Linked DNA regions of Homo sapiens: region 2 is linked to region 1. The links are chromatin loops, found by intact Hi-C in ENCODE. Cell type or tissue: OCI-LY7. All regions are shown on one strand. Each heading gives the region's core, and the rest is flanking DNA. Links, peaks and the distances in the headings are about the cores only.

What was found. Hi-C counts contacts between places; a loop is a spot of excess contacts. Peaks named below come from ENCODE experiments on the same cell type or tissue, not always from the same donor. Only the 100,000 strongest peaks of a DNase experiment are listed, where the experiment ranks them.
Region 2: a loop joins it to region 1, with 4 times the contacts of the local background. A loop is called at or near these places in 2 of 110 quality-filtered maps.

The regions. Positions count from the first base shown.
Region 1 is chr17:72,025,529-72,035,743 of GRCh38, forward strand. LINC01152 (long intergenic non-protein coding RNA 1152) reads left to right here and starts at 5,126. Exons shown (of 3, transcript NR_110132.1): 1 at 5,126-5,323. ROCR (regulator of chondrogenesis RNA) reads right to left here and starts at 451. Exons shown (of 3, transcript NR_110876.1): 1 at 370-451. It overlaps LOC102723517 (a long non-coding RNA gene), which reads right to left. Exons shown (of 3, transcript NR_110877.1): 3 at 8,579-8,810. RefSeq lists an enhancer at 4,251-5,021. In OCI-LY7, for the core only: a CTCF peak has its summit at 5,061; DNase peaks (open chromatin) are centred at 4,693 and 4,943; H3K4me3 peaks cover 4,075 bases; H3K27ac peaks cover 4,423 bases.
Region 2 is chr17:72,507,517-72,517,731 of GRCh38, forward strand. All of the region lies in intron 1 of LINC00673 (long intergenic non-protein coding RNA 673), which reads right to left. Among named protein-coding and RNA genes, the nearest start is that of LINC00673, 80 kb to the right of the region's middle. RefSeq lists enhancers at 3,325-3,454, 7,581-8,081, 8,229-8,418, 9,381-9,889. In OCI-LY7, for the core only: a CTCF peak has its summit at 5,385; DNase peaks (open chromatin) are centred at 3,235 and 5,745; H3K4me3 peaks cover 1,628 bases; H3K27ac peaks cover 1,573 bases.

The sequences.
Region 1 (10,215 bases), core at 2,743-7,742:
TAAGCTTTCAGGGATGTTGTAAAATTCATCATTTAAAAAGAGATTTTTAAAAAGGCAATAGCAGTTATGAAGATATATATCACATTAGCTTTTTCTCAAAAGAAAAAAAAAGATGCAAAGAATTTAACTGTGAAATAAATAGTATAATTAGGGTAATAGTAATACTATTTAAAATTTTATTCAAAAAAAGAAACACTTCAACAATAGTAGTAGATGAGTGTCTCAAAGTACTCAGACGTCTACCCTGTTTTTCAGAAGCATGTTTTTCATGTTCCTATCAGAACTCATGGAAGAATTTCTACATGCAATTTCTTCAAAAAAATCTCCACATCTAAATCTGACAAGACAGAAGTTTTGGGCAATCCTTACCAAATAGGCTGGTCATACAGCAGCACGCATTTGACTGTATTCCAAAACATGTGTCTTAAAAGGCTCTACTGAAATGGTCCCTGCAGAAGATGAATGCACAGAATCTATATTAGACCCACAGGTAAAGCTTTGGATGCAAAAACCACATTCACCCTACAGTCTTTTGACAAAGGTTTTTCGTGACTTAGCCTCTGACTTCTCTTACTTCTTGAGCGGATTTAATACCATCGACTTCTACAGTGTATAAATAATCTTGGTCTATGCACCCAAAGTTATGTAAGACAGTAGAAAAGAACCTACCTCAATTTGAGTAAAACATCAGTTTTTAGAAAATCATGAATCTGTGTAAAGCAAGGCAGGAGAAAAGCAGATATTGCTAATACCAATAGATTAAAACTTACACTAAGAAAAAAAGCCACCACTTTGTAAATATTATATTGGATAAATCTGAAGTGGTGTCTAACACTATTCCTTGGCTCCTTTTCTGAATATGAATGCTTTCTGCATTTTCTTAAAATTATGAGAATTTTTGAAAACTCCAAAAACAGAACAAAATTTTTATCATTGCTGATTTATTCTCAAGCTTTCCCTCTTCTAAGAAAACAAAAGAGGAAAAATAAAAACAATATATAACAAATAAACAAACCTAAGCCATAGATGCTGAATTCTGCTACAGTTATCATTTTGTAGAAGGATGAGTAAAACAAGATAAAACACGTGAGTGTTCATTTACAGAAGTTACAAGCTTTATGAAATGCAAAGGAGCTGTATTTTACCACAGGAAGCCAAGTGAAATAGGGTGAAACAGAAGTCGATCATATTCAAATAATTAAAATACAAATACATTTCATGAAGACTCTGATTCCAGACCTCTGCTCTCACTGTCTTCCACCCCCTTTTATTGGAATCTCTGAAACCATTTTGCTTGGGGCAGAAAGTAGATTTTAGTATAGTAGGAAAAATGCCAAACATCCATGGCAACTTAGAATTTTTCCACTTTCTTTACATGTTCAATTGAGACCTTCATAAAATTATAAATGAAAGGATACATTATGAGCACTTTCTTTGAAGGGGAAAAAGAGGGTGGGGGGAGGCCTTGCCTGGAAGTAAAATTTTGGAGTCTATATCCTTCTTCTCTGCAGAACTCTTGGGAGCTTTCTCTGCCAACAGCAGGACCCCTAAAAAAAGCTTGCCTTTGCCTTCAGAATTCAAAAAAGTAGAACCACCAGTTGCTCCCCTGACCGTGGGTGAGACGTTGATCACTAGGTGGGGACTGGAAAGTCCTGGGCTCCACTTTCTTGTCCCTCAAGGACTGAGGTCAGTGTGTCTTGGCGCCTTATATCCACTCTCTCCATCCTCCCGCATTCCCTCCCCCTCAACCAGGGATTCACTCCTGTTTACACTGGGGAGACTGTAACTTCTGTTTCTTAACGTTTAAAAGAAGTTTAAAAGCTTATAAAAAGGCTCTTAAGATTTCTTGGACACCAATCACTTCTTACAGAACAATATTTTGATGAGTTAAGTGTAAATGAATCAGAAACCTATGTATTAAATTTCCCTTGACATGAACATCAATTTAAAATATTAATGGAAAAAATGCCCAGGGCTCGAAGTGTTGGGGGTTTTCTCAAACCCAAAATGCTTGAACGTGGAGTGGAAATCCATTCAGATCAACCAGATTTGCTGATCCTCCCTCTCAACCTCCCCTAGATTGTAATTACCGTGGAGGGAGTAGTATTTCCAGCTATTGACCATCTGGCTGGGGATAGATCACATTCCTGGTCATTATGCTTGCATCTCAGCAGAAGCCCAAGGCTGGGCTGAGGCTGTTGAGATGTCCAGCCGCTGTTCACAGAAGGCTGACCCTAAAAGCTGCCTTTTTTTTTTTTTTTTTGACCAAGGAAACTAAATAAACAATCACAGAAGATCATAAATCACTGACAAAGATATTTAGATTTGCAACAGCCCTCAAAAACAGAATGTGCCACAATTTATCCCTCAAAGATTAACTCAATCCTGGGTCCTATAATTGTGCATCCCATGACTTCTGATGATAAATGACACAAGGGTCAAAACTTGAGAATTGGTAGGTGTTTTTGTTTTGTTTTGTTTTAAATATTGACTCTGGGTCCAAGAAAACACCCAGAGGAACAGAAGCAACCCAAAATCCTGAAATCAGACTTGTTCCCTAAAATCATCACTCTCTCTATATATATTTATGTATATTTTTAATATATAATACATATGTATTTTATATATTATATATAAAATATATAAAATATATATTTTATATATTATGTATATATTTTTATATATATTATATATACATTTTTTTTTTTTTTTGGAGACAGAGTCTCACTCTGTTGCCCAGGCTGGAGTGCAGTGGTGCAATCTTGGCTCACTGCAACCTCTGCCTCCTGTGTTCAAGCGATACTTCTGCCTCAGCCTCCCCAGTAGCTGAGACTACAGGCACCCACCACCACGCCCAGCTGATTTTTTGTATTTTTAGTCGAGACGGGTTTTCACCGTGTTAGCCAGGATGGTCTCCATCTCCTGACCTCGTGATCTGCCTGCCTCGACCTCCCAAAGTGCTAGGTTTACAGGCGTGAGTCACCGTGCCCAGCCCTGTTTTTTTAAGTTGGTTTTTCATCTCTGTTTTGTTTTGTGAACGGATGACCACACACACTAGGTTGAGTGACAAAATAAGGAGATGGAACCAAGCGAAAGAGATGTCAAGCCTCTCCTCTTTGGTCACGTTAGCTAATCTGAACATTTGGGACCTGTGTCACAGATACTACAACTATGAACAATTGCTAACTTCTTGGTGAAACACAGCATGTGTCCAGCGCTTCAAAAGTATTATTGGGAGCATGTCTGCCTAATCTTCAACCCAACACTCATTCTAGTAACACACATGAAAGGGTTCTGTGAACTCTCATAAACTATCCCCACATAAACTGTTTTTACTATTATTTTCAAAAGTCATATCCCTCACCCGCTTAAGGACAGCTTAACAGTTCTCAGTGCTTTAGAAGATGCCCTTATTCATCTCTATCTCAGGAGGGGTGAGGACCCAAGAGTTCCCTTCTAATGGGATATTTTCCCTTGCTCATTCCTTCTCAGAGACACTCTCTCAAAGGTTTGGCAGGGTCTGGTGGTCAGGGAAGAGTGCATCTTTACAGAAACATACCTTTTAAAAACAGTGTTCAGCCTTGTCCTACTCAAGGCACATGCTGGATATATGTTTGTTGAATGGCTAAGTCAATGAGTGAAAGAATGAAAAAGCCATACCTCTTTTACAATAAATTTGCATAGACGAATGAAAAATTAAAAGACTGTCAGAGACAGGTACAGCACAAATTGCCCCCACCTCAACTAGCCATCCCTTCAACTCCAACCCCTCCCACCACAGAAGATGATTAGGGTTTTTTAGGAAAAAAAGAGAAGCTGTACAGCAATGACACACCCCAAAGACAGCACACTAAGATTCCTTTGCTTTATATTGTTTATAATGTTTAACCTCTCTGGTGGCCACCAGTTCTTAAAAGCTCCTAAGCATTTTCACAGAAAATATAAGAGGAAAACCAGCAATAGTAACAACGTCAATGGTGCCGGCAGACACAGAAAGACTCAGAAAAATATGGAGGCTCTAGGATGCCTGATAACAAGTCTCATTTCCTAAAATGAGATCTGGGGACTGGAGAAAGTGTTATCAACCAAGACAAGGAATAGGATAGACATCAGAAGTGCCCAATTCCAACACATTTTCTGAGACTCCTTTCCTAGGCAAACCTGATGAATGTGCAGACATAAATAGATAGTCCTACCATAAATTGATCTCTTTTTATCCTAAGTAATCAAGGTCCAGTCATTTCCCTCAAGCTGGGCTTCTATTGCTCTCTCTGGAGATTCAGCATAAACATGTCCTTGAAGTTTTGCTCAGGTAGATGAAGGTGGCAGAAAGCATGCAGCTACTGGGGTTAGTGGCTGTCCCCTGATTAAGTGCAAAGGTGGAGACCCATAGTTTATCCCCAGAAAGTTTCCATGCTTTCCCCTGGCATTTTCTCTCAAGCTTTTACAAGCCTTGTTCAGGGAGTGGAAACTCATTTTAAAGGTAGTTTAGACCCACCCTTCCCTTAAGGGAAATTTCTATGCAGGGGGAAAGCAAGCAAAACAAAACAAAAGTTACACTTCAAAGCCTTACAAGATAACCACAGGGAGAAGGCTAAGTCCTCCCAGTTACTCAGCCCTCCCCTGTGCTAATTGCAGGAGGTAGAGCCTGACTGTATTATTATTTGCATACTTGATCAGAAGAAGGGCCACAGAAGGAGGTCTAGAAGCTCAGCTGGTGTTTGACTGACATCTTTTAGGACTTGGACCCCACCGCCCACCCCCGCAACCAACACCACCACCAGTCCAGGACCTGATGTAATATTGCCACAGACTGATTCCCGTTGCCTTTGATATGCAACCTGTGCCTACAGTCAGCTCTCAGGGCTAAAGAAAACAGTCAGCTCCTGCGGCATCTGATTTGCCTCCTGCCCTCGCTGCTGTTAATCTGCAACACGCCACAGCCTCTAGATCGCTGCCGTTCAGAGTCGGATGTCATGGGGGCGACTGGCAGGGGTTCTTTCTTCTTTCGGTTTGATACATCCTTCCTTCCGCTGCTCCTCGCAATCAACCGCTAGGGGAAGGAGGGAAGCAGGCAGGAGGGAGAGCGGGAGACTTCCGGAAATCCCTTTCCTCCCTTCCCTTCACAGGTTGCCCCATAGTGACCCTGGAGACTCCCGCCTGCCCCCAGTGAAGGAATTGGTTACTCTCCCAGAGCCCTCCCGGGCATCGCCCCCTTCCTCACTTCCTCCTCTTCCTGCCCCCAGCCTCTACCCCTCCAGCCTCCTGTGGCTTCACAGGCAAGTGCCGCATCCCAGGAAGAAGGAGTTGGAGCTCCGTGATGGTGAGCTTTCAGACTTCCCCCTACAACCTCCGCCTCCCCAAAGGCACAGAGGCAAGCAGTGGCTTCCCTGGTATCATTTGTGGATCTAGGAGCATGAGGGAGCTATCGAAGACGGCATGTAGCCTGTTCTTCTTTCTCTTAGTAAACAATAATATCTAAATGTGCTAGAGGGAAAATACTTTTTAATTTATACTTTAAAACTGGTTTAGATTTTGAATGTATAGTCTGTTTTCCTGGAGTCCAATTGTAACATGAACCCCAAACCTAGGAGTTCTGTTTTTATACATCAGGAAGGGGACCAACCCACTCACCCATCCACCCATCTTTCAACTCACCCACCCACTCTTGTTTATAACTGCATAGTGGTTTATTTTGCCAGCACTAAACTATGCAGCTTGTTTCCCCTTTGCCAGCCTCTGCAGACAGAAAGCAAAGGCTGATCATTCTCAATTGACATGTGCACCCCTACTCTGAAGCTACAGCTGGATGACACCTCAGACAAATGCACTCATACATAAAAGTTTTTCTGCATGTTTTCGTTTTTGATTCTTTTATTGGAAGCATTTTTATGGCTGGGAGGTAGGTGCACATCCATTACAGTGAGGGGTCAGATATTAGAATACTTACGGTGCTTATAATTTTAATAGGATCACCCCCCTCATCCCTCATTGCCAATCAATTTCACTCTGTTTCAGGGTCACAGATCATACCCCTAATCCTGGCCAGTTGTCTCACCAATGTGTGTCACAAGCGGCCTGGGGCAAGAAAGTATAGATGACCCAGCATAACCGTTGCTTCTATTGCAAAGGGTACATCCTACAAAGAGCAGAACACGATTAGAGGCAGGCATAATTGCAGGCACTAAATTAGCATGGGTCTCTCAGCCAGGGGCTAATCTAAGCCAGACCTCACGTCATGGCAGGCCATGAGTACATCGCAATTACAATTCAAAAGAAAAGAGAAAAATCACCCTTGATTCTCAAATGTTTATTTTTAACACGGCAGATACTTAGCAATTATATCAGAGGCTGAGGCATCTGGAGTAAGCAAGAAAGGTGATTTGGGTTAATAATCTTTGAAAGGCTAAAGGATTTTCAATGTATGTATAAGACTGAGCCCTGTGCATGCTCCCCATTCTCTCCCTGACATCAGCCACATCCACCCCACCTCTGCCGCTACACGTTGGTGCTACCCAAGGTCTCCATTCACGCACTGTCCCTCTGCATCTCATGCTTCATCCGGGCCCTCCTCTGACCTGACCTTACCTGGCTGACTTAGTGCCCCAATTCTCTAAAACATGGAGAGATGGAACTGGTAGCTTGAACCCTCCCAGTTCCATCTCTTCCCTTTGTAAGTTTTCCCGGTGCCCTTGGGCCCCATGTTTCTAGACTATGCCCTAACACAGAGCCTTTAAAGCTTACTTCCACATGAAGGCAGAAATCAATCTTGGGCAGCCAAAACACATATGCTTTCTCAGTGGTAGGCTTAGGAGTGATTTTTTTTCTCTACAATCAACATGTATTAATTTTACATTCAAAAATTGTGTGTGCGTCTGTGTTTATTCGGTTTCAAAATCCAGTATACAACAAACTTTGCTTCTCCTGGCTTTTTAAACTCTTTTCACATGCCATAGTCCTGGTTCACCAGTGCAATTAATTTGCCTTTGAATTTGCCACTGGGATTCTTTTTGGTCGGCGGGGGGCTGTAGGTCGGGGTCAGAGTCTTGCTCTGTCACCCAGGCTGGAGTGCAGTGGCATGATCATAGCTCACTGTAGCCTCAAACTCTCAAGTTCAAGCAATCCTCCCACCTCAGCCTCCTGAGTGGCTGAAATTACAGGCACAAGCTACCATGCCTAACTAAGTTTTTAATTTTTTTGTATTGACAGGGTCTTGCTATGTTGCCCAGGCTGGTCTCAAACTTGTGGCCTCAAGTGTTCCTCCTGCCTCAGCCTCCCAAAGCACTGAGATTACCCTGCGTTTTTGTTTTTGTTTGCTTTTTTATTAATCAAAGTAGAAATCACAGACCCATTGTATTTCTACAGGTGAAATCATTACAATGTTGCCAGGGATTAATTTCTATGAGTGGATGAGAGGTCTCTTTTTCACAGTTTTCTTTTTGTCAGGGGACTACTGCCCTGATAAAACTTAGGCCTTCCCTGGCTAGGACATAGTAACCCTTCCAGCCATATTATAATGAATTTTGTAAAACTTGGCCAAACATTAGGCTGTACTGGAATGTTACCTTTTTAAATTTCAGAATAAATAGGCTATCAGCAGGATCACGGACAAGTTTTGATCATACAGAGACAGCCATTGTAATAGGACTTTTTCTGTGTTAATATAATGATTTAATAAAGCCATTTGGCACATAAATAAGACTCTCTTAGACCAAGCATTCTTAACAATGAGAGAATTGAGATCAGCCTATAGGGTGTATTAGCAAAAGTGTCTTTTCCAGCTTTAGTAAAACTCTTCCATCTGTTTAGCAATAATTTTATTATTCTGTATTAAAAACCCTCCTGAAATAGATGTGGTAAAAAACGCTCTGCCCCTGTTATGATACTTTCCAAACAAGCTTAAAATTGCTCAGAAACAAAAGGCAGGAGAAAAAAGAAAGGGCAGTGTCTCCAGATAATGAAGTTCTGCCTTTGTGTTTTATCTGTAAAACAGTACGGTTTGAAAAGTCTGGATCCCATTTCATCTGAACGCAACATAAATGTAGTGCCTGGAATCCTCCCAAATGAATAAATTCTTTTCTGATAATTTTTAAGTGAGGAAAGATCAACAGGATAGGGGCATGAGGTGGGGGGCGGGGTAGGGGGGATTATAGGCTGGTGTGTGTGTGTGTGTGTGTGTGTGTGTGTGTATTTAGCAGGACAATTGGGAGAGTTCTGGACATAATTTTTTTCTTTTCTTTTTCTTTTTGGTGAACCATGCTGAATTTTGTCTCTCTTTCTTGAAAAACCTTAATAGATTTGTGTGTTTGTTGACCAAGTGCTCTTTTTCATTCCTATTCAGCTTGCCTGTCCCATCCCAAGTATACTTGCCTCAGATGGCAACATGACAAAGCTCCCTTCCTTCTCTCGAATGGTTTGCAAGCTTCTGGTCTTCTTTTTCTTCTCCCTGGATTGTGCACAAAATTATGCCAATTTATGGTGGGGTAAGGGGATACTCCATGGACCACTTATCTCTTTAATTTTCCTCCATGTTGTGAGGTCTTGCTGAGCGCAGTCTGCAACTTCTGGAGTGATGAAGAGAACAAAAAGCTGTAGGCCTGTCACACTAACTTTCAGGATTGAGGTTACCAAAGAGGAACTGTGTAATTTCTTTATATAAATGGCTTAACCAGACCTCAAAAAGTCCTGCAATGAACACAGTTCTCTTTCGGGCTTAATGTTCTCACTTTGCTTCTTTGTTTAAAAAAAAAAAAAAAAAAAAAGGTTGGGGGGAGGAAAAAAGGCCATTGATCCTCCTCTTCCTTTGACCACTGGAAGAAAGGTAGAGAAAAAGAAAAAGAAAATTAACAAAGAAAGGACCCATGTCCCTCCTGCTTCCCCCTCCTCTCCCCATCCACAGGCAAAATCTAATAACAATGATTAAATTACATGTCTTTTCCTCCCATTGAAATCCACTGCATACTATTCAAATATTAGAACTCAGGAAATAAGGCAGGACAAGGTCCCTCATGAAACCTTAGAAGGCAGCACAGGGGTTTGAGCTGGAGGTCTGCTTGGCTGGGCAGCTCTAATTAAGAAATCACCCTGCTGAGCAGAACTTAATCTAAATAAAATATAAAAAGGAATCCAGTGAAAACCATTACCTCCCCACCCCACCTCCTCACACACCTCACATCCATAGGCCCTGTTTCCCTAGTCCTAGGAACTCTCCCTCCCATCACCTGGGAGTTCGATGTTGTTCTATGTGCCCCACAGTACAATCAAAAGTGAATTCTCAGCTCTAGAAGAGGAAGCTATGTCTTGTGCTGGCCTCTTGCTGTTTGGCTGGCCTTTCACAGGGCCAGAGGCAGATTTAGTCAATGTTGTTTTGGTTTGGAGGGGTATATGAAATGGAGATTTGACCAAGGAATGATTAAAGAGCTGGTTATTTGCTATAGTTAACAAGGTATTGTGTATTTCAAAATACCTAGAAGAGAGGACCTGAGATGTTCCACACATAGAAATGATAAAGACTAATGGTTATGGACACTTCAAATACTCCGATGTGACCATTACACAGTCTATGCATGTAACGAAATATAATAGCTACCCCATAAATAAGTACAAATATTTGGATCAATTTTTAAAAAGCAAAGATTAAAAAAAAGAGTTGACCATCTGGTCAGCCCTTCTATTCTTAACACAATGAACTGCCAACCCACAGCCTCTCTGCAGGCTAACTGGGTTCTTCTTGCCTGTCCACCAACTGCATTTGATGGAGTAGCCACCTGAGAGCAAAGTCCACATCTGTTTAACTTGATGTTGTTCACTATACTTGTACTAATTAGTCCTTTATGCTGTATTGAATCAGCCTCAGACCTCTGCCCCACCCCCCGTCCTGGGTGCTCCCTCTGATGTTGGGTGACATTTATTTAGCTTCATTTCCCACTGTCCTCCATAGAAATCTGTTCTGTGTTCTCATTGATCTCACTGTTGACCCCATGAGTGTGCTGTTCTCTACATTACACCTTTGTGACTTTGCATGGGCTGCCATGTCCGCCCATGGTAGTGGTTTTTAAGCTGTTGAAAACCTGTTGAAAGAGATAAACTCTATCCCTAAGGTGGGAAAAGCACACATATGTACATAAACACAGGGTTTTGCCAGCAATTTCAGGGAGTAGCTCACTCTCTAAGGAGTATGTGATTACCACCTTGACCCATTTATGCCTGAGGTTG
Region 2 (10,215 bases), core at 2,753-7,752, 480 kb after region 1:
CCAGGAAGCCTAAGCAGCCACTCACCTATCAAGGAGGAGGGAGGCTCAGATGGGCTTTAGCGACCTCTCTCAGAGGTAAGCAGTGGCCCAGCTGGGATCAGAATGCAGGCGGCCTGGATTCTGGGTCCACGTGCAGAATGTTCTACTCTGGGCCGGAAAGCGATGGGCTTTAGCTCTGAGTTAATGACCCCAGGGCTACCCTTCCTACACAAGAGAGCTTACAGAAACATATTTTATCAGTCACCGTCCATCAGGGATGATGGCAGTGGCCATCTCCCCAAGGACACTCGCGAGACTTCTCAAGTACTCAGTGATCCAGGAGAGCAAGGACATGTGAGGTCAATGGACCTCTATGTGAGGATATTGGCTGAGAAAACAAAACAAAACAAAACAAAACAAAACAAAACAAAACAAAAACTCCTATGAAGGATTTTCTCTTAACCGGCCTAATGCAGACATAAGCTATACAAACACATTGCACCAAGATTATTTGGGGCACAGGGCATGAAATAGTGAGATGGGAATAAGAAGGGCATAAAAATGATTCTTAAATACTCCATGTTTCAGTAACAGCTCCTAACAGCCCATAATTCAGTGCATTAACAAATAAATAGAATTCACACTCTCCTCTATCACAAAAGTGGTAACGACTGGCATAAAAGTTTTCAGAAAAGATGTGTTCGGAGTGAGATACATTCAACACCAGAATCTGCTGGAGACAGAGTTCTCCAGGCTCTTCCCCTAAGTGACGGAAGCATTCATTGTTAGTTGCACTAAATTGCTTCATTTAATTCTTGCAATGGCCTTATGAGATCAGCGTCATTAAACACATTGTACAGATATTTTTTTAATGGGCCACAAACAAAGTAACTAACCAAAATCACAGCTGGCAAGTGATGGATTCAAACCCAGGTCTCTCCAATTCCAAAGTCCCTGCTCTAATCATAGCCTCTCTTCCATGCCTGGCTGTACCCAGAAGGGCAGACTTCAACCCAGAAACAACTGTGAATTGTGATGGAGAGATGGGCTCTAGTATCTGAACAACGAAATTATACTTATAGGCTACTTTCTTTTCACAGAACAAATGAGCTTTCTTGGCTTTTAACAAAATTATCATTGAAAACTACAAAATTAAGATCACCCATAATCCCAGCATTCAGAGGGTTAATCTTTTGTTTAAAATCCTTCCAAAAGTCTTAAATGTGTTTATATGCCTTTTGGAAAAAAAATTTATTTTATAATCATTTTGGATTTACAGAAAATTGACAAAGATAGTACAAAGAGTTCCTTCACTCAGCTTTGCCTAATGTGAACATTTTACATAACCACAGGACATCTGTCAAAACTAAGCAATTAACATTGGTACATTACTTTTAACTAAACTACAGATTTTATTCAGAGTACTCCTGTTTTTCCACCAATGTCTTTTTCTGTTCCAGGATATCACATTGTAAGGCACTCATATGGTTTTAAAACAAATTGATTGTACACAACAATATATCATGGACAGATTTCTTAATCAACAAATATAAGTCTATAGCATCACGCACCACTCTCTCGTCTTTTTTTCTTTTTTTCCTTTTTTTTTTTTGTGTGTGTGTGTGTGTGAGATGGAGTTTCGCTCTTGTTGCCCAGGCTGGAGTGCAACAGCGTGATCTCGGCTCACCGCAACCTTCATCTCCTGGGTTCAAGCGATTCTCCTGCCTCAGCCTCCCGAGTAGCTGGGACTACAGGCGTGCACCACCATGCCTGGCTAATTTTGTATTTTTAGTAGAGATGGGGTTTCTCCATGTTGATCAGGCTGGTCTTGAACTCCCGACCTCAGGTGATCCGCCCACCTCGGCCTCCCAAAGTGCTGGGATTACAGGCATGAGCCACCGTGCCCAGCCTATAGCACCACTTTCAATAGCTCCCTAATATTCCACTCTATGGATGGGGATACTCTGCTCCTGAAGGGCGTTTCCACAGTTTGCATTTTTCACTGTCTCATAAACACAGGATGGGCAAACTTATCAATGGTGTCCTCAGAAGAAATTTCTAGAAATGCACTGATAGCATGTCAAGAATATGCCATTCAAGGCTTTTCATTCATTTGGCTATTCTCCTCCAGAAAGCCTGAACCCATTTGCCTTACCACCAATAAATGAGTAGCTTTAACTTAAATTCATTTTGGACAATAAATGACTTCCCTGGTAAACTAACTTGTCCACTACCCTCGAAAGAAAAAGCTATGGGACTGGAAAGAGTTAAAGGACTTTCGAGACAGTCATGTTCCCCAAAACCAGACTGATGATTTCGAACAACCACCCAGAAATTAAAGTTCCATTCTCGTCAACTCAAGTTTGTCTCACTCTCCTCTCTGGGTCTGACAGCGAAAGAGATGTTCGGGCTTTTGGCATTTCAATCATGGAATTACTTTCGGGGTACAGGGGCAACCCCCACCGAGTTTAATTTCCTTCTCATCTCTCTGTAGTGTCTATTGAAACTCCCTAAAGGAAAAGCTTTGAGCAGGCTCCTGTGGTAACGCATGTAACAGGAAGGACAAAGGATTTGATAGTCAGCAAAGTTATAAGCCTGGTTTTTTTTTAATGGTGAAAGGAATAGGGGGAAGGAGAGAGATTATAAAACTGCTTGCATATCTAGAAATAGTTCAAATTGAGCTTGAACCAGGAACCTGCCCAGCATGCTAACTGCGGCCATGGTTCCTTGTCCAAAGGAAGCCCATATTTTATTTTGAGACTCCTGTTCTTTGGTGCAAAACACTTTGTCCCCATGCTTAGAAACACTATAAAACGCTATATATTTAGGATAACTGGGAAAAAAAGGCGGCTTGGAAGGTTCCGAGAAATTGAGCCCTACCCCATGCTGGGGAATTCTTCAGCGCCATTCTGGCTTGCAAAAAGAAAAAGAAAAAAAAAAAAGAAAAAAGAAAGAAAGAAAAAAAAAACAAGCTACTGGTCAGAGGGAATGCTCTTCCATGCCAAGCTCAGCTTGAATTAATACACAACACAACCTCTTAAAGAGGGGCACTGCTTTAAACTAAGAGTCTCTTCTGAAAATGTAACTGATTTGAAAAAGCAACAGGAAGTTGAGAATATTCTGGAAGGAAAAAGGCTGCAACCTGATACATTTTCTTCACCCCAGTGTTTGCAATCTTGTCACTCTGGTCAAGGCCACACCTTCAAGTCAGGAGGGATGAAGCCTTTGAAGCAAAGGATGCCAGTTTCACTTCCCCAAGCAAAACAATGCCCAGGACCCATCCTGAGCTTGCTGCCTCCCTAGGGCCTCTGTGGTCTGGTTGAGTGGCTGGTAGAACCCATTTCACTTTGAATTCTGCCCAGAAACCACAGGAGGATCAGTCCACGGAAGAGAAAAATCTAATTGGTTACAGGGACTTAGCATCTGCCCAGAAGACATTCATGCCCTTTGTCCTACATGGTTTCCCAGCCACCAGGGAGGAGAGGACTTCAGTCCAGGGACCACATATAGAACCTGATTACTTTCAGCTACAAGATGAATTTGTTCTGGGGATCTAAAGCACAGCATGGTGACAATAGTTAATAATACAACATGGCTCGCTTGAAATTTGCTAAAAGAGTAGATCTTAAGTGTCCTTACCCCCAACCCCACACACACGGTAATTATGTGGGGTGGTGAATGCACTAATTAATTTGATTGTGATTAATTTGATTGTAAAACTTATTTCACAATGTATATCAAATCATCATGTTGCATACCATGAATACATAAATACAATTTTTATTAGTCAGCTGCACCTCAATAAAGCTGCAGAGACAAAAAAACAAAAGAGACGCTTTCTCTTGTTAGCTGATGGAGTATTGCGTTAAGTACAGGAGGAGCAAGTTACTGCAAAGAGAAACGAAAGCCTTGAAAACCAAAGCACTGTTATTTCCGCGTGTATCTTCCAGGGTGAAGCAAGCACATTTCTGTGAATGGGAGCTTTTTTAGACCTATTTGGAGATCTGTAAAATTTAGGTGATTCAACCTACCAACCTTAAATTGAAACCCAAGCCATTACAAGATCAGACTGTAGCGTTCTGAAGGAGTGTGTAAGTGTACGTATGTGGGCTTTGTCATGAAGCAGAATTTGAGAAAAGGGACCACACTGATGTGAGGCTTTACCAAAGCCCCGCGCTATAAGCAATACTCCAACAGTGTTGTGTGTGTTTGTTTTCTTTTAATTGGGAATAGTTATGCATACTCTGTAAGCACAAACTGTAAAAGAGGGAGGTTATACGAATAGACTTCCCTACTGTAAATAAAACACACTGTTGGGATCAAGTAAAACTTGCAACAAATTAAGCCTGACATTTAGGAATAACCATGGTGTAATTGAGCTACATAGAAATCCAACATAAAAGACAAACTTCCTAAGGAGGTGACTCAAGCCACACCTCTGGGGGCAGATAGTGGGAGGTGAGAGGGGACAGGGAAAGTAGCGAAGTCCCTGGAAGTCCTTCAGGAGGCTGAATCAGAGAGGCTTCAGCCAGGGCTCAAAGGCAGGCAGTGTGGATCCAGAATGCCACTCCTTGCTGTGTCGGAGGATTAAACAGAGTCATGTGATGCCTATTCTCAGGCCCAGAGGTGGCTTGGGAGCACCTGCTGGAAGGACAAGGTCGAGATCCTCAAATGTCCCCTTCTCTTGGTCTCCAGGTCATTGAACTTAGAGGAGTCACTGAGGGACAGCCACACTCCTCCTCCTTTAAAAACCACAAGCTGCCTTGCTACCTTCACATCACCTGTAATGCCCTCCAATTATATATTTATTTCATTTTAAAGAAAATATCAGCCAGGCACAGTGGCTCACGCCTGTAATCCCAGCACTTTGGGAGGCCAGGGCAGGCAGATCACTTGAGTTCAGGAGTTCAAGACCAGCCTGGCCAACATGGCGAATCCCTGTCTCTACTAAAACTACAAAAATTAACCGTGCATGGTGGCATGCGCCTGTAATCCCAGCTACCTGAAAGGCTGAGGCCAGAGAATTGCTTGAACCTGGGAGGTGGAAGTTGCAGTGAACCCAGATCAAGCCACTGCACTCCAGCCTGGGCGATACAGCGAGACTCCGTCCCCCTGACCAAAAAAAGAAAAAGAAAATATCTGTAAGAAAGCTGGAGTGCTTTCAATTTCTCACAACTTGATTGGGTTGGTTCTCTGTCTACTTTCCTAGCTGGGACTAATCACTGAAGCACCCAGGGTTATTTACATGAACACCAGCTTCTAGAAAACTCTGCCCCTCCTCCCTTAGGAGGCTCTCAGGTTCCCCTGCTGCATAGACCTGGGGCAGCCACCACATTTCCCATACCCTAGAGAAGAAAGAACAAAGGGCCATTTGCAACACGGGACACTTCAGGAGGGAAATCCAGGGGTGGCCTCAACCACTAAAGTAACATGAGAGCTCGATGCTCCCTAAAGAGCCCAGCAGAGGGGGGCAAGGAGAGTCACGGAAGTGGGTGGGTACCCCGTCCAAAGGCTGGTTCACAGTTTGCCCTGGCCCCTCCATCCTCCCACCAGAAGACAAGAGGATTGCTTTCACTCCTGGGTCATTCCTGCCAGCCCTCCCTACTGTGCCTACCTGGAGGTGGGCAGTGAGAGGGACAGGGTGGGAAAGCCTTGGCCCCAAGAGACTCTGGGCAGGGCCCTGGATGGACCACCCAAGCCATCCTGCTGCAGCAAACAGATGGTGTGGGCCGCCTGGGGACCGTGAAGTGCACTGCTCAGCTCTTATTCCCGAGAGGGATGTCTGTGTTCACAGGGCCTTATTCTACACACACCCAGCCTAGCAGCAGCTGGAGTCTACTAGGTGGCAAAAAAGTTAGCCATAAGAGTTTGGGGTCATTCATTCATTCACATCTTCAACATTTTTTTTTTTTTGAGACAGGATCTCACTCTGTCTCCCAGGCTGGAAGGCAGTGGCACAATCTCGGCTCACTGCAGCTGTGACCTCCTGGGCTCAAGCAATCCTCCCACCTCAGCCTCATTTTTTTTTTCTTTTTTTTTGAGATGGAGTCTCACTCTTGTTGCCCAGGCTGGAGTGCAGTGGTGCAATCTCGGCTCACTGCAAGCTCTGCCTCCCGGGTTCACGCCATTCTCCTGCCTCAGCCTCCCTAGTAGCTGGGACTACAGGCGCCCGCCACCACGTCTGGCTAATTTTTTGTATTTTTAGTAGAGACAGGGTTTCACCATGTTAGCCAGGATGGTCTCGATCTCCTGACCTCATGATCTGCCCGCCTCAGCCTCCCAAAGTGCTGGGATTACAGGCGTGAGCCACTGCACTCAGCCCCACCTCAGCCTCTTGAGTAGCTGGGATTACAGGTATGCACCACCATGCTTGGCCAATTTTTTTTTTTTTTTTTTTTTTTTTTAGCAATGGGGTCTCCCTATATCTCCCAGGCTGGTCTCGAACTCCTGGGCTCAAGTGATCCTCCCACCTCAGGCTCCCAAAGTGCAGAGATTACAGGCATGAGCCACTATGCCTGGCCACATTCAACAATTAAAGAGTCTAATTTGCCAAGTATTGGAGATAAAATATGCAACAAAAACATCCAGCTCCCCAGTCCAGTGGAAGGAGACCTGATATGGTTTGGCTGTGTCCCCACCCAAATCTCATCTTGAATTGTAGCTCCCATAGTCCCTACATGTCATGGGAGGGACCTGGTGGGAGGTAATTGAATCATGGGGGCAGGTTTTTCCTATGCTATTCCCATGACAGTAAATAAGTCTCACGAGATCTGATGGTTTTATAAAGGGCAGTTCCCCTGCACACACTCTCTTGCCTGCCACCATGTAAGAGGCGCCTTTGCTTCTCCTTTTCCTTCCGCCATGATTGTGAGGCCTCCCCAGCCATGTGGAATTGTGAGTCCATGAAACCTCTTTATCTTGATAAATTACCCAGTCTCGGGTATTTCTTCATAGCACTATGATAATAGACTAACACAGGACCAACATTAATCAAGCACACACAGCAATGAGCTGTGACTGCAGATAGAGGTAGCTTCCTCCAGGCTTAGGAATCCCATTGTGCAAGCAAGCTAACAAAGGATTGGCCTAAAAAGGTAGCGACACAACCTGAGGGAGAAATAATCCATCTGCTCTTGACTTTGGGTAGTTACTTAATCCTTCTACGCCTCGCTTTCTCATCTGTAAAATGGGCCAATATATATGTGACAGTGGGTAGGCTTAAATGTGGCAAGGTCTTTAAGGACTTTAGCAAAGTGAAAACTCTCAATCATGTTAAATTGTGTTAGTAGAAGGGCCCCTTGGAATGAAGGCATCGAGCTTAAGCCCACAGAGCTGGCCCCTGGGCTTCCTGTAGCAATGCTCCAATGCCCACACCCATCTCTTCCCCTGCAGACAGGCCCGGCCTATCCCTGAATCTCAGTAGATTCTGATAGATTCCCTCATCTTTGCCATTCTCTCATTTAGCCTGATTCCAGCGAGAGCCTCTAACCTCCCCTGTTATTTCAGCCCTGGGTCTCTTTAAGCAGCCACTGCCAAGCTGTGGGGGATTCATGGTGATTCAGCCCTGGCCCCAAGCAAGCTGGATGTGCTATCGCTCAGCCAGGATATGGCTGGGAGCCCACAGGCTGCTGCGAAGAGACAAAGCTGTCCTCTCCAGCCTTCGAAATCTCCCTTCCTTCTACTGACAGGCACATTGCGGGTCCAGCCATCATGCCCAAGGTGGTCAGAGGCTGGCTTCAGCCTCTTAAAGATTGAAGGCAAGACAATCATCCACCTCCACCCCAGGAGGAAAATGAGGCAGCTGAGCAGTTTCCTCCTGCTCTCTTACTCTCATGTAAGGCATCGTATCTGAATGTAGACAGAGTATTTGCTTGTTTTCTCTTTCTTAGGAGGCAGGACCAGGGAGAGACCCAGCAAAGAGAAGGTCCCAAGCCTAGCTCAAATCTCCTGGTCCTGGAACATTCAGGAGCCGCCCCACTTCAATGGTAATTGGCCTATTTCCATCTGGTTTCCAAGCAACATGACACAAAATCCCCAGGAACCTTATCACAGAGCCAGTGAACTGGAAGGGGCTGGAGATCGCTCTGGCCCAAACTCCCTGCGCCAAAGCATGCGGGGCGACTCAGACACAAAAGGGAGGAAGGCACAGTCTCTGCCCAGAGCCCACGGTGGCACCAAGAAACTCCTTTTACCACTGAAGAAGAAAAGGAGGTCCAGTCTTTTGGAGGCAAGACAAGGTCACCTACAGAGGGCCTCAGCCGAGCAACTCGCTAGAGGTTGTTTTCTGCATGACCACCTTCCCTGCACCGTGGATCCCTGGGGTGGGTGGTTTAGGGGCTTTCCAGGTAAGAGCCAGGGTCAGCGCCAGGAAATGATGACAAGTCTGTCTGAACCCTTTCCGCAGACATACAATTGACCTCCTCCAGCCAAGCGCTGCTCCAGTTAGAATCTTTCTAAAACTACATAGGCAAATGTCTAGCAATTGTCATTCAACTCTCACAATGAAAGGGTAAAAACTCATTTTAATGTGTCTCCCTTGTACCACTTTCTTAGTATGCCTGAATCCATTTCATCTCAAGGACCATACATCAAGCACTGCCTTCTCAGGTACTCAACTCTGCATGCCTAGATGAAGCCACAGCACTCCAAATCTGATTATGGGGATATTTTAGGAAGACAGCCTTGCATTAAAAACTGAAATCCTAGCCAGGCACAGTGGCTCATGCCTGTAAACCCAGCACTTTGGGAGGCCGAGATGGGAGGATCACTTGAGGCCAAGAGGTCAAGACCACCGTGGGCAATACAGTGAGACCTCCGTCTCTACAAAAAATAAAAAATGGAAAAACTAGCTAGGCATGGTAGTACATGCCTGTGGTCTCAGCTACTCGGGAGGTTGAGGCAGGAGGATAGCTTAAGCCTGGGTGATCAAGGCTGCAGTGAGCTCTGATGGCACCACCGTACTCCAGTCTAGATGACAGAGCAAGGCCCTGTCTCAAAAGAAAAAAAAAAAAGAAAAAAGAAATGGAGTCCACTGAACACTAAAAAAAGGATGAATTTTACTGTATGTAAATTATTCCTCAATAAAACTGACTTTAGGAAGAAAATCCACAGGCTCACCCTTCCTAAAGAAAAAAATACACATATAATATCAGGGAGGAAAAAAAAGAAGGAAATTCACACCTTTTTGCTTGACAGAAGTACGGTGCTTGCTTTTTCAATTAAAACTAAAAGGCTACTCCTTTAGGAAACAAAAGTGGGTTCAGCTCCAACAGCCAAGCAAAGCAACGGACTCACCCCACTGGGGATCCCACAGCTGGAAGGTCCCTGACCTACTTCCGCCCAGATCGCCTGAAAGGCCCACGGGGCACCAGCCAAGAGTGGGAAGCAGAGCCGGGCAGCGGGTGCAGGGTGGTGAGCAGAGCACTCCCCCTCTCGCCCCACAGGACACACACAGGCTGAGGGCAAATGATTCCCAGACAGGGACCTGGTGAACAAAGAGGTTACGCAACTCACTAATCACTCAAGACAGCCAAAAACAGAACCTGACATCACGTGCCTGTGACCATCCCCACGGACTGCCTGTGAACTCCCGTAGAAGGTATTCAACAGTTTGTGGAATTACACTGAGCTTGAGTCGGGCTGCAAATAAAAATAAAGTCACTTTTCCCCTAATCCTGTAAGAAACTGGGCACTCAGGGACACGTTAACTCTTTCATGCTCTCTAGAGCCCATTTGAGTCTCAATGGATTCAAGGTTTGGTGGGATGGAAACATGAGTATAGTAAGAATCATCTTAGACTATAAGAAATTCCAAAAATGGCGGGGCAAAAAAAAAAAAAAGGAAAAAAAGAAAAGAAATGGGGAAATTTTGTTACGGTCTTGCATATAACCAAGGTTTTCTCCTTGTCACGGACCAAACCATGATCTGAGTTTGGAGCCTTCTAGAATCCTGAAAACTAGCAAATCCATCTAGTGACAAGATGCACTAAAGCCCTGTGTGGTTTCTAAAAGTTGCTAAAAACTCTAGAATGGCAAACGTTGATAGGGTGGTAGGAGGATGGGGTACTGCACTGATTATCTTTTTAACCTAGATTTCATTAACAATCACCAATTACCGTATACATCCTAAACACCAGGCACTACACAAAGTAACTTAAAGTTATCAGTGCATTCAATCATCATAGTCCTAAAAGATGGGCACGGCCACTTCTATTTGATAGGTGGGAGCACTGAGGAT